Linked DNA regions of Homo sapiens: region 1 is linked to region 2. Evidence: read pairs that join two places in POLR2A ChIA-PET (ENCODE). Cell type or tissue: PC-9. All regions are shown on one strand. Each heading gives the region's core, and the rest is flanking DNA. Links, peaks and the distances in the headings are about the cores only. Region 1 has its middle 22 kb from the start of MGST1. Region 2 overlaps EPS8 (EGFR pathway substrate 8, signaling adaptor).

Region 1 (5,396 bases), core at 91-5,090, 540 kb before region 2:
CTCTGCCAGTTGTCCACTTTGTATGCCCCATAATAACTACCTGTTCCACCTCTGCTTAAGATAACATGTGAGTTTCACTCTAACCTTGGTTTATATCATGTCTGTTCTTTCCCCTTTGACTCATCTCCCAATTTCAGATTCCCTTTCTATATTCACATCCATGTCCTCCTATGGCTAGATTAATACTCTGGCTATAATCCTATTTTAGAAGCCCTGGGGGTGTCTATGAATTTATGGTCCTGGTCTTTGTCTCTTCAGCCCTATATTCCAGGTATAATAAGTGCCATATAAGTAATAAAACCATAAAAGATAATGGTAACTTATATCTGTTAAATACACACTAAGTATTAAGAACTGTTTTTTTTTTTTCTATTTATTTATTTTGAGACAGGGTCTCACTCTGTCACCCAGGCTGGAGTGTGCAGTGGCGCGATCTCGGCTCACTGCAAGCTCCGCCTCCCAGGTTCTCGCCATTCTCCTGCCTCAGCCCCCTGAGTAGCTGGGACTACAGGCGCCTGCCACCACGCCCGGCTAATTTTTTGTATTTTTAGTAGAGACGGGGTTTCACCGTGTTAGCCAGGACTGTCTCGATGTCCTGACCTCGTGATCTGCCTGCCTCGGCCTCCCAAAGTGCTGGGATTACAGGGTAAGCCACCGCGCCCAGCTGACTAGGAACTGTGTTTTTAAGTTTTACGTTAACATGTACAACCACCTTTTCATTTATGCAGGGCTGATAGCCAGCTGATGGTCATATGAATATAGCATTCCCAGCTGTGAAAATACTGCAGTGCTTTCTCACGGGTTAGTAAATAGCCACTGCCCCAGTCTCCCAAAAACCTCCCACCTGACTTCCAAGTTTTCCAGGCTTTCTTACCATCACCTGCTCCCAAGCCCCATAATCCAGCAATCAAAAGGTTGATTCCTGGCACGGTTCTCTGGCCAGTGTTGATTCTGATTGGTTGCTGCCATGCCATGCTGGCTGTCAATTATTTTCAATATCAGCTCCTCACAAGCCATATTATGCCTAATCTACATACCAGCAAATTGAAGCTCAGAGAAGTATACTCACTCAAGGTCATAAATTAGTAAATGGTAAAGCACAGCCTCAAACCTGTATCTTCCGATCTTTGTAGACTATTCTCTTTCCCCTATACCAGATAGTTCATAGATGCAAAGAGGAGTTCCCCAAACTTGCCTGATAGTAAGTGTTTTGTCAAAATTACAGTTTCCCGGGCCACTCCCCCTGGATATTCTGATCCAAACCAGTCTAGTTCAAGGCTAGAATTGGTGTTTTCAAGAAGGTGAATTTTATGGTTATACAATCTTTGAAACACTGCACAGGGGCATTTTCTTTCAGAGTTTAATTTGAGAATGGCTGGAAACATTGTAATATCTTCATGTTTTAAGTGAGCAAGTAAAGACTGTATCACAATTCCGAACTTGGAGGAAATGCTTTTTGAATAAAATGGGATGTGTGTTTCAGGCGGTAGGCTACTTGGTGGTTATTTTAGATGGGGTGGTGTAATTCAAAAGTACAGTCAATCTTTGACAGGTCTGGAAACATCATTAGTGACAACCAGTGATGAGAATGAAACAAGATTTCAGTTTACCAATAGGTCATATGAAAAGGACAGAATGAAAGCTAAAGCTAAAATAAAAGTAATTTCATGAAATGTAGAAAGGGGGCACTGAGTTTACTGAGGAACATTTTCTAACTCTAAAAACCATTAATTTACCCAAATAACACTACAGAATGTACTTGCAGAACAATAACCTGTGAAAAAAGAACTTAAAGGAGGTTACATGTATAATGTTATCTGTGATGGCCATTGGTGCTTTCTCTCTGCGTGTTGCCATCATTCTGCAGTGGTGTATTTTCTGTTAATGTTTGACAATATGGTTTGTCACATAAAGCCTTTTTAGTAGCATCCCTCTCTGGAAATTCTCTCCCATTTCCGCTGTTAGCCAAAGCTAATCATGAAACATAAAAAGGTATCCAGAAAAAGGCAAGTACAGTATCACATATTAATTGCACACAGCAGGTTTATGATGCAGTTCTCTTTCACATGATGAAAAGGCTAAGAGAAAGAAAAAAAAACAGAAAAAAGAGCAAAATAGATGAGCAATTGTCTCTAGTCTGGTCTTCTAATAGGCACTGATTCATTAAATATTTCTGAGGGCAACAGAGTCATCTAACCCAATAGAACCTCCTAAGATGTTCTTCCTGACATGTAAATCAGCAATGAGCAGGAGAAACCTACAATGGAGCTGAAATTTACTACCACAGGACGTGGCCCAAGCTGGGTTGGTTCTCTGCCAAGTGACAAACCTTGCCAAACGATTTAACACCTGCTGCAGTTATCAGCACACATATTTCCTTAGACAACTGAGAAACAACTCATCGGATAAACCAATAAGTAAAACAAAGTGCCAAACATATCCTCAGCAGAGACTGATAAAAGAAAACATTTAAATAAATGTAACTGAATACTTCCAAATGGCATACCTGACAATGACAGGAAAGCATAGGAGTGGGAGCCTTAAGGAGGAAAACAATATATTAGGCTTTTTTTTATTTTTCTATAATTCTACAAAGCCAAATCCATATCTAACCTCACCCTCATTATCTGCAAAGAATGTGACTGCCTACCCTGGGGTGAAGAAATATGAAATGAAATAAAACAATAGCAATAACAAACCTTAGAATTGCATGGTGCAGGGGACCTGGAATAAAGAATGTTGCCCTCCCTGATTTATTTGAGTAAAAATCAAAGCTTTTCTTCATTTACTTGTTAGTTGGGCTTTCCCCCCACTGCCCCGCCCGAGTACTTACCACCTGTACGAAAGTCCCTGATTCTAGAGGCAGGGCTTATCTAATGAGGTGTGTCTACACAATTGGAAGCCCATTTCTAAATGAAAATTGCACTGTGCTGTGAGCACAATCCCTCCAGGTTGGAGAGAGCATTTATAAAGCAGCAGGGGTGGTAGCCAGTGCTTTCTCTTTAAGAAGGGGCCTGTAGGGTTACCACAGCTGGGAGAGAGAGAGGCTGACCTAGAGCTATGGGCTAACATGATAATTCTTCTGCAAATTAGTCCTATTTCTCCAGGTTACCTTCATAGATAGTGAGCAAAGGCAGATATAATCCCTTTCCTAATTGTAAACCAGCACAAGCCTAATTATATTCCCATTTACCCCAGATACTCTAAAATCATAGGCTTTCTGTTTGCTAATTCCTCTTATTCATGGTTTTATGACTCTGGAGGAGGCTTTGGGGAGCACAAATGGAAAAACAGTGCAGTGAGTTAGTTCCACATAGACATTAACTATGAAAAAGTAATAGCATGGAGGAAAAAAGCGGGTGGAAAGAAAAAAATCTCATATTTAGTTTAGACTGATTTCAATCCAAACTGGACGAGTGTTTGGAAGTCTTATCTAGTAAGCACAGTAGCTGAGGCCATAGTTACAAGAGTCCACAGCAGTGTTTTAGCCATCGAGGCTGTATTTGTTATCTATTAAACAGCCTTTCTGCGAGAAACTTTACTCCCTTTGTCATAGAATGCCTATTATCTTTACCTTAACTGACATTTAAAATTATGTAATTTTCGAGTATTTTTATGTCAACCTATTAACACTAGCCTGAGGAGGGCCCCATGCACCAAAGCTTATGGGATCATGCTGAAGACCATAAGATGTTAGGAACAGACAAGTAGGACATAGGGTGATGGTTGCAGTGGCAACCAAATTCATTCAAGTCTTTCCAGATAATGTTACCTCCATGTTCCTTTCTCCCATCCTCATGCACTTACAATGCACATGTGTCCATATGTGCATGGATCTGTGTGTGTGTGTGTGTGTGTGTGTGTGTGTGTGTGTAAGAGAGAGGAAGAGAGAGTTATCAAACTACATAATTCTTGATGGAAAAATGAACACTCTAAAATAGATTTAAATTATTTATTCTGGGTTTTTCGTGTAAGCAAATAATAAAAATCTTCCAAGTTATTGCCAAGATCACACAATCTTTGTCTCTTAAGTTCTCCCAAGGCCACACCTAAAAAGGGGGTTATGTTACCAGTGTTTGGTGTCAGTATCACGGAAGCCCAGGCATTATTTTAGTCTGTAGTTGCCAACATGCTCATTGCTGGTTGAACAGGTCAGTACCAGTTCACAAGATAGAGGAGGAACATGAATTAAGTTTGACCAGGTGCCAGGTAAGTATTCTGAAAGAAAAAGCATTTTCCTCTTCTGGAAATGCAGGCATTTCTGGTGGAGACACATTACTCCAAAGCTATATGGGCCCAGGATTTGACCCTCCACTGCTACAGGTCAAGTTTAATGGTCAGCTCCTCCAGATGATAATAAGGCCCACATTTATACTAAAACAAACACTGCCTCACCTTACAACTTTGTAAGCAAACTGAGAACAGGGATGATATTTCACTCATTTTTGTACCACCCCCACAGCCTAGAAGGATTGCTTGCGTAGATTAAAAATACTCAAGCAGCATTACTCAAATTGGTAATAGAGAGCAAATTTAATAATTTTCCATGAAAATTTTTGATTTAAAACAGACAGGTTGTTTGTGTTTTATTTTTTGTTCCTAGTGCTTTCTTATCCAGGTCAGGAAACACTGGGAGATTGAATTTAAATTTGAAGGTTGTTTGGTAAATATGGAATCAGAGAAATCAAAATCACATGGCCTCAAAAGATGATACTTTTGTCAAGCTATGAAGCCTGGTGAGTCATTCCTCTCCACTAAGGGGTTATGTCTGCCAATGTAATCACATATTTATAGACCCTTGTCAAGTTACATTCTTTCTTTTGAATGCCACACTCCTGAAACACATTCATTCTAACCCTGCTTTTTGTTTTTCTGGATTCCACAAAAATCTATTATTTGTATTTATCGCCATGTTCCACATTTTAATTTAATCTTTATCATTTTTTTCCTACCAATCTGCAGAATATTCTCCCAAATAAGTTGTTAATTTTAATGTTTAGCTTAGGACCTTTCTTGTCTCACCTATCCTGCTGACATTCTCAGACTCTTCAATATCTCATTCAATTTGATACACAACAATCACAGGTAAGGCAATGGATTTAGGGCTAAGTGGATACAAACATTTATAAGATATGGCCCTTGCTTTCATCAGGTAGTATCAAAGATTACATTGATGCACCTGTAAGAAACTAGAGTAGGGTGGTCACATGCATGGGCTCTGAAACCAAACTGCTTGGATATACCTGCCTTGACATTTGCTAGCCGTGTGATCTTGAGCAAAACTAACTCAACTCCTGTGTGACTATTTCCTCATTATAAAAGAAGAATGTTAATAACAGTTTCCACTTTTTAGGATTGTAGTGATAATTAGATGAGTTAATATAGCTACATTTCTT
Region 2 (5,345 bases), core at 1-5,000:
TCGGGGGAAAAAGTGGAATTTTAATTAAAGTATTCTGGCTATAGTAAATCCCTCCTGGGAATTATTAATACTACATGAAATTGTTTGCAGCTGTTAGTGATTGAAAATATTTTTGTAAGAAAAATTCTGCATTGGAATAGTTGCAAACATTTTAAGTTGAATATATGCAAGAAAGTTTAAGGGTCTTCAGTGCTTCACTACAACCTTTTCAGTATTTTCTAGATGTATTCCTAAATGGGATTTAAAAAAATAGACCTTATTTCTCAGAAGTTTTGGATTTACAGGAAAGCTACAAATACGGTGTCTATATACCCCCATACCAGCTTCCCCTCTTATTAACATCTTGTATTATTGGTATTTGTTACTATTAATGAACCAGTATCAGTACATTAGTATTAACAAAGTTTATACTTTATTTAGATTTCCTTAGTTTTTAATGTCCTTTTTCTGTTCCAGGACCCTACCATCCAGGACACCACTAAATGTATTTCCTCGTAATGTCTCCCTAGGCTCCTCTTGGCTGTGACAGTTTGTTAGACTTCCTTGTTTTTGATGATGTTTGAGGAGTACTGGTCAGGTATTTTGTAGAATACATTTGCATTGGAATTCATCTAATGTTTTTTCTCATGATTAGACTGTGATTATAGGTTTTTGGTAGAAAGATCACAGAGGTAACGTGCCATTTTCATCTCATATCAAGGGTATATACTATCAGTATGATTTGTCACTGTGATACTCATCTTTATCACCTGGCTGAGATAGTGTTTATCAGATTTTTCCACTTTTCTCCACCTTTTTCATGCTGTGCTCTTAGAAGGAAGGAACTGTGTATAGCCTATACTTAAGGAGTAGAGAGTTATGCTTCCCCCTTTGATGGTAGAAATCTATATAAATTATTTGGATATTTTTCTCCGTGGGAGATTTGTCTCTTCTCCCCCATGTATTTATTTACTCAATCATATTTATTTTGTTCTGGACTCATGGATATATATATATTATATAAATATAAAATCTATCTATCTATCTAAATATTTTGGGTTATAATACAATGCTACTTTGTTACAGCTTGACTCCAGTGCCTCTTTGACATACTACCATCAATGTGAATTTTGTTTTTTTGGAAGCATTTCCTTACTTTCTGGTATTATGAGATGCTCTAGGTTCATCTGTATACATCTTGCCACAGTCCTAGAATCAGTCATTTCTCCAAGGAATCTGGATCATTTTGTTGGGGAATGGTGTTAGAAACCAAGATCTGGGTGCTAGGTGTGCTTGTTGCTACTGTGGTATCATTGCTTCTAGGTTCTCTCATGTGACAAAGCAAGAAATACATGTGTGTATATGAACATATCTGTACATATTTTTATGTAACAGTTTGTATCCATGTTTAACTATGAATTTACATTTTATCTGTAATGCTAATTCATTACCACAGGTATCATTCTAGCCTTCTCCCTTTGTTTATATGTAAACTTACTCCAACAGTGAGAAGAAACCTGGTTTGCACCATCTGCCATACATTTGCTTAATCATTCATTTCTATCATAGATGTATAGCAGCATTGGAATTGTTAACCTGTGCTCCCATGGGAAACAACTTTAGCATCAAGAGTACAGTGTTTATGTACTATTCCTTTTGCTTTTAGTCTCACAGCTTCTACTCATTTCTAGAGTTAGTCAGCTAAGCACCTTTCCTCCTATCCTTTTCAGTGAGATTGTAGCACACATTTATAATACAGTTAGATTTCTTTGTTACAATCTGCATTCCACCTTGGGATTCCTTGACCTTCTAAATGATTTGCTTACGTTTGCATACATTAAAGTTTACTCTTTGTCCTGTGAAGTTCTTTGGGTTTTGACAAATACTTAATTTGATGTAGCTATCCTTATAGGATCATAGTATCATACCGAATAATTTCAACACATTACAAATCCCCTGGGCTTCACTCATAACCTCTGTGAGCCCCTCTCCCAGAAAACCACGTATCTTTTTACTGTCTCTTTACTTTTGCCTTTTCCAGATGTTGTATAATTGGAATCATACAGCCTTGCCAGACTGGCTTCTTTCATTTAGCAATACACATTTAAGGTTCATCCATGTCTTCCTGAGGTTTAATAGCTCATTTCTTTCTATCATTATCAGATATATCATGGTTTGTTTATTCACCTATTGAAGGATATTTTGGTTGCTTCCAGTTTTTGGCAAGTATGAACGAAGCTGCTATGAATATTCACATGCAGGTTTTTGGGTAGACATAAGTTCTTATATCCGTTGGATAAATATCTAGAAGTGCGATTGCTGGATCCTGTGGTAAGATTATGGTTAGCTTTGTAAGAAATTGCCAAACTGTTTTCCGAAGTGGCTGTACTATTACATTCTCACCAGCAATGAATGTGAGTTCTTATTGCCCCACATCTTTGCTAGCATTTGATTTTGTCAGCTTTTTTGGATTTTACCCATTCTAGTAGGTGTGTAGTAATATGTCATTGTTACTTTAATTTACTATTTCCTAATGACATATGATGTTAACATCTTTTCACATACCCCTTTTCATCTGTACATCTTCTGTGGTGTGATGGCTGTTCAGATCATTTGCCCACTTTTTAATGGGGTTGTTTTCTTATTGTTGATTTTAAGAGTTCTTTATACATTTTGTATACAGGCACTTTATCAGATATGTGTTTTGCAAATATTTTCTCCCAGTTTGGTTTGTCTTTTTATTTTCCTAACAGTGTCTTTGTCAGAACAGATGTCTTTAATTTTAATAAGGCCAACTTACCAATTTCATGGATAGGCTTTTGTGTTATATTTGAAAACTCATTGCCAAGGCTACATAGATTTTATCCTGTGTTTTTCCTAGAAGTTTTATAGTTTTGCATTTTACATTTAGGTATGTGATCCATTTAGAGTTAATTTTTATGAAAGGTATAAGGTCTGTGTCTAGATTAATTTTTTTTTTGCATATGGATTCCTAGTTGTACCAGCACAAGTAAATGTGATTTTTAAATTAATAGATTATAAATTGCTTAGAATTGAAAATGTTTTTATTAAAATTTTTATTACATGTTCTGCAAAATTACTTACTGTAAACAGTTGAGAAATGACTTAGAAACCAATATATAATACAGCATGTACTGTGTGCTGAGATTTATTTCTAGACATTGTACATAATTCATTTTCCTCTTTTTTTTTTTTTTTTTTTTACTAACTCAGAGATGCTTCTTTGTGAAAATGGAATTGTTAGTATAGAGTAACATCTGTCAGTTCTTTTAGATCTTATCATAGGGAATAATAGTTTGATTTTTCACAAAAAGGATCTGGAATAAAGGATTTGCAGGGTGTATGTTGAGAAGAGGCAGTTGATGTATGCACCAGCTAGAAATCTGAGACTTAACTATGTGGTCTTGAATCTTTTCCCATGCTATTCTTCCTGCTACAAGTGACTTTTTTCAAGTACAGTTGACCCTTCAATAGTGCAGCGGTTAGACTCACTGACCCCTGCACAGTCAGAAATTTTTGTATAATTTTTGACTTCCCAAAAACTTAACTAGTAACCCTTCTGTTGACTGGAAGCCTTACTGATAACACAGTCTGTTAACACACATTTTGTATATTATATGTATATTACATTGTATTCTTACAATAAACTACAGAAAAGAAAATTTTATTAGGAAAACCATAAGGGAGAGAAAATCCAGTACTGTATTGTACTTATTGATATTGTAAGTTTTTGTTTGCTTACCAGATGACTCCTCTTTCTGAAAAGGTGGGGGAATGGAGGGGCAGGGCTGGGAACTGCAGCTGCAGACCTCAATCTATGGTACATACCAAGCAATTCAACTTTATCTCTCATAATGTCATGACTTTTCTCTGTTTCTTGGGAGCATTTCTGGCATCTCTAGTGGCACGTTTTCATTCAAGGTTTATGGTATTGTACCAAACAGGATGAAAAATACAAGAGAACACCAAGAAATCATTTTTTACTGTGATACACAATTTACCGGAGAGATGAACTGCTCACGCAGAGATGATTAACATCACACAGTGGACTAAGCGGTTACTCACAACACTTGAGCTCGCTGCAATAACAACAGGAGGTGGCTATGAAATTATTACAGTAGTACAGTATGTACTACAGTTAATTGTATGCAGTTAGGACTTAATACTGCATCTTTACATTTGTTTACATTTCTCTTGACCGCGAATGATACTATGTATCGTGTGTGTGTAAGTTTTGATAAATTTTAATTTTTTCTAATAAATTTTATGGTTACTACCATAAAATGATAAAGTAGACTAGTATTTATATACATATTATGCATTCATGACATACCTAACTTTTTTCTTAATGTTTTTGTTATCCTGGCTACGTGGTTTGTCTGTGTTTTTATTGTATTTATTTATTTAAAAAAATTTTTTGAGACAGAGTCTCACTGTCACCCAGGCTGGAGTGCAGTGGCGCCATCTTGGGCCTACTGCAGCCTCAACCACCCAGGCCCAGGTGATCCTCCCCATTCAGCCTTCTGAATAGCTGGAACCATAGGCATGTATCACCAGGCCTGGCTAATTTATTTTTATTTTTATTTTTTGCAGAGACAGGATCTCTCTGTGTTGTCCAGGATGGTTTTGAACTCCCAGGCACAAGCAGTTCTTCCAAGTTGGCCTCCCAAAGTGCTGGTATTACAGGCATGAGCCACCACACCCAGCCCGAGTGTTTTTAAATTGTCACAAATCTCCAAAAATTTTTCCAAATATATTTATTGAAAAAAATCTGTGTATAAGTGGACCCATGTAGTTCAAACCTGGCTTTTCAAAAGTCAAATGTACCTCTCTTTTGGTATACATTTTGTGTTATTGATATTGTGATGTACTATAGTTTACATATTTGTCCTCTCCAAAACTCATGTTGAAATTTCATCCTCAATGTGAGAGTGTTGAGAGGTGAGGCCTTTAAGAAGTGATTGATCCATTCATGAATTAATGGATTAAGGGGTTATCATGGGAGTGGGACTGGTGGCTTTGTAAGAAAAGGAAGAGAGACTTGAGTGAGCACATGAGCACACTCAGCCCCCTTGCCCTGTGATGCTCTCTGTTGTCCTGGGATTCTTGGAGAGTCCCCACCAGCAAGGAGGCTCTTAGCAGATGTAGCCCCTCGACCATGGACTTCTTAACCTCCATAACTGTAAGACATAAATTCCTTTTCTTTAGAATTACCCATTTCAGGTATTCTGTTATAAGCAACAGAAAACAGAGTAGGACAGGATTAGAAATATTTATAATGTTGCACTAAAGTTAGAACCAGTAGTCTTCAAGAAGCAGGTGGAGCAGCTCACATAATAATAGTA

Evidence for each region. ChIA-PET counts read pairs that join two places held together with the same protein. Peaks named below come from ENCODE experiments on the same cell type or tissue, not always from the same donor. Only the 100,000 strongest peaks of a DNase experiment are listed, where the experiment ranks them.
Region 1: POLR2A ChIA-PET joins it to region 2 with 5 read pairs; 1 of 35 experiments calls an interaction of 5 or more read pairs at or near these places.

The regions. Positions count from the first base shown.
Region 1 is chr12:16,322,574-16,327,969 of GRCh38, reverse strand. No RefSeq gene overlaps it. Among named protein-coding and RNA genes, the nearest start is that of MGST1, 22 kb to the left of the region's middle. In PC-9, for the core only: no CTCF peak of the experiment used is centred there; a DNase peak (open chromatin) is centred at 2,379.
Region 2 is chr12:15,781,574-15,786,918 of GRCh38, reverse strand. All of the region lies in intron 1 of EPS8 (EGFR pathway substrate 8, signaling adaptor), which reads left to right. Among named protein-coding and RNA genes, the nearest start is that of EPS8, 5.1 kb to the left of the region's middle. In PC-9, for the core only: no CTCF peak of the experiment used is centred there; no DNase peak of the experiment used is centred there; H3K4me3 peaks cover 781 bases; H3K27ac peaks cover 108 bases.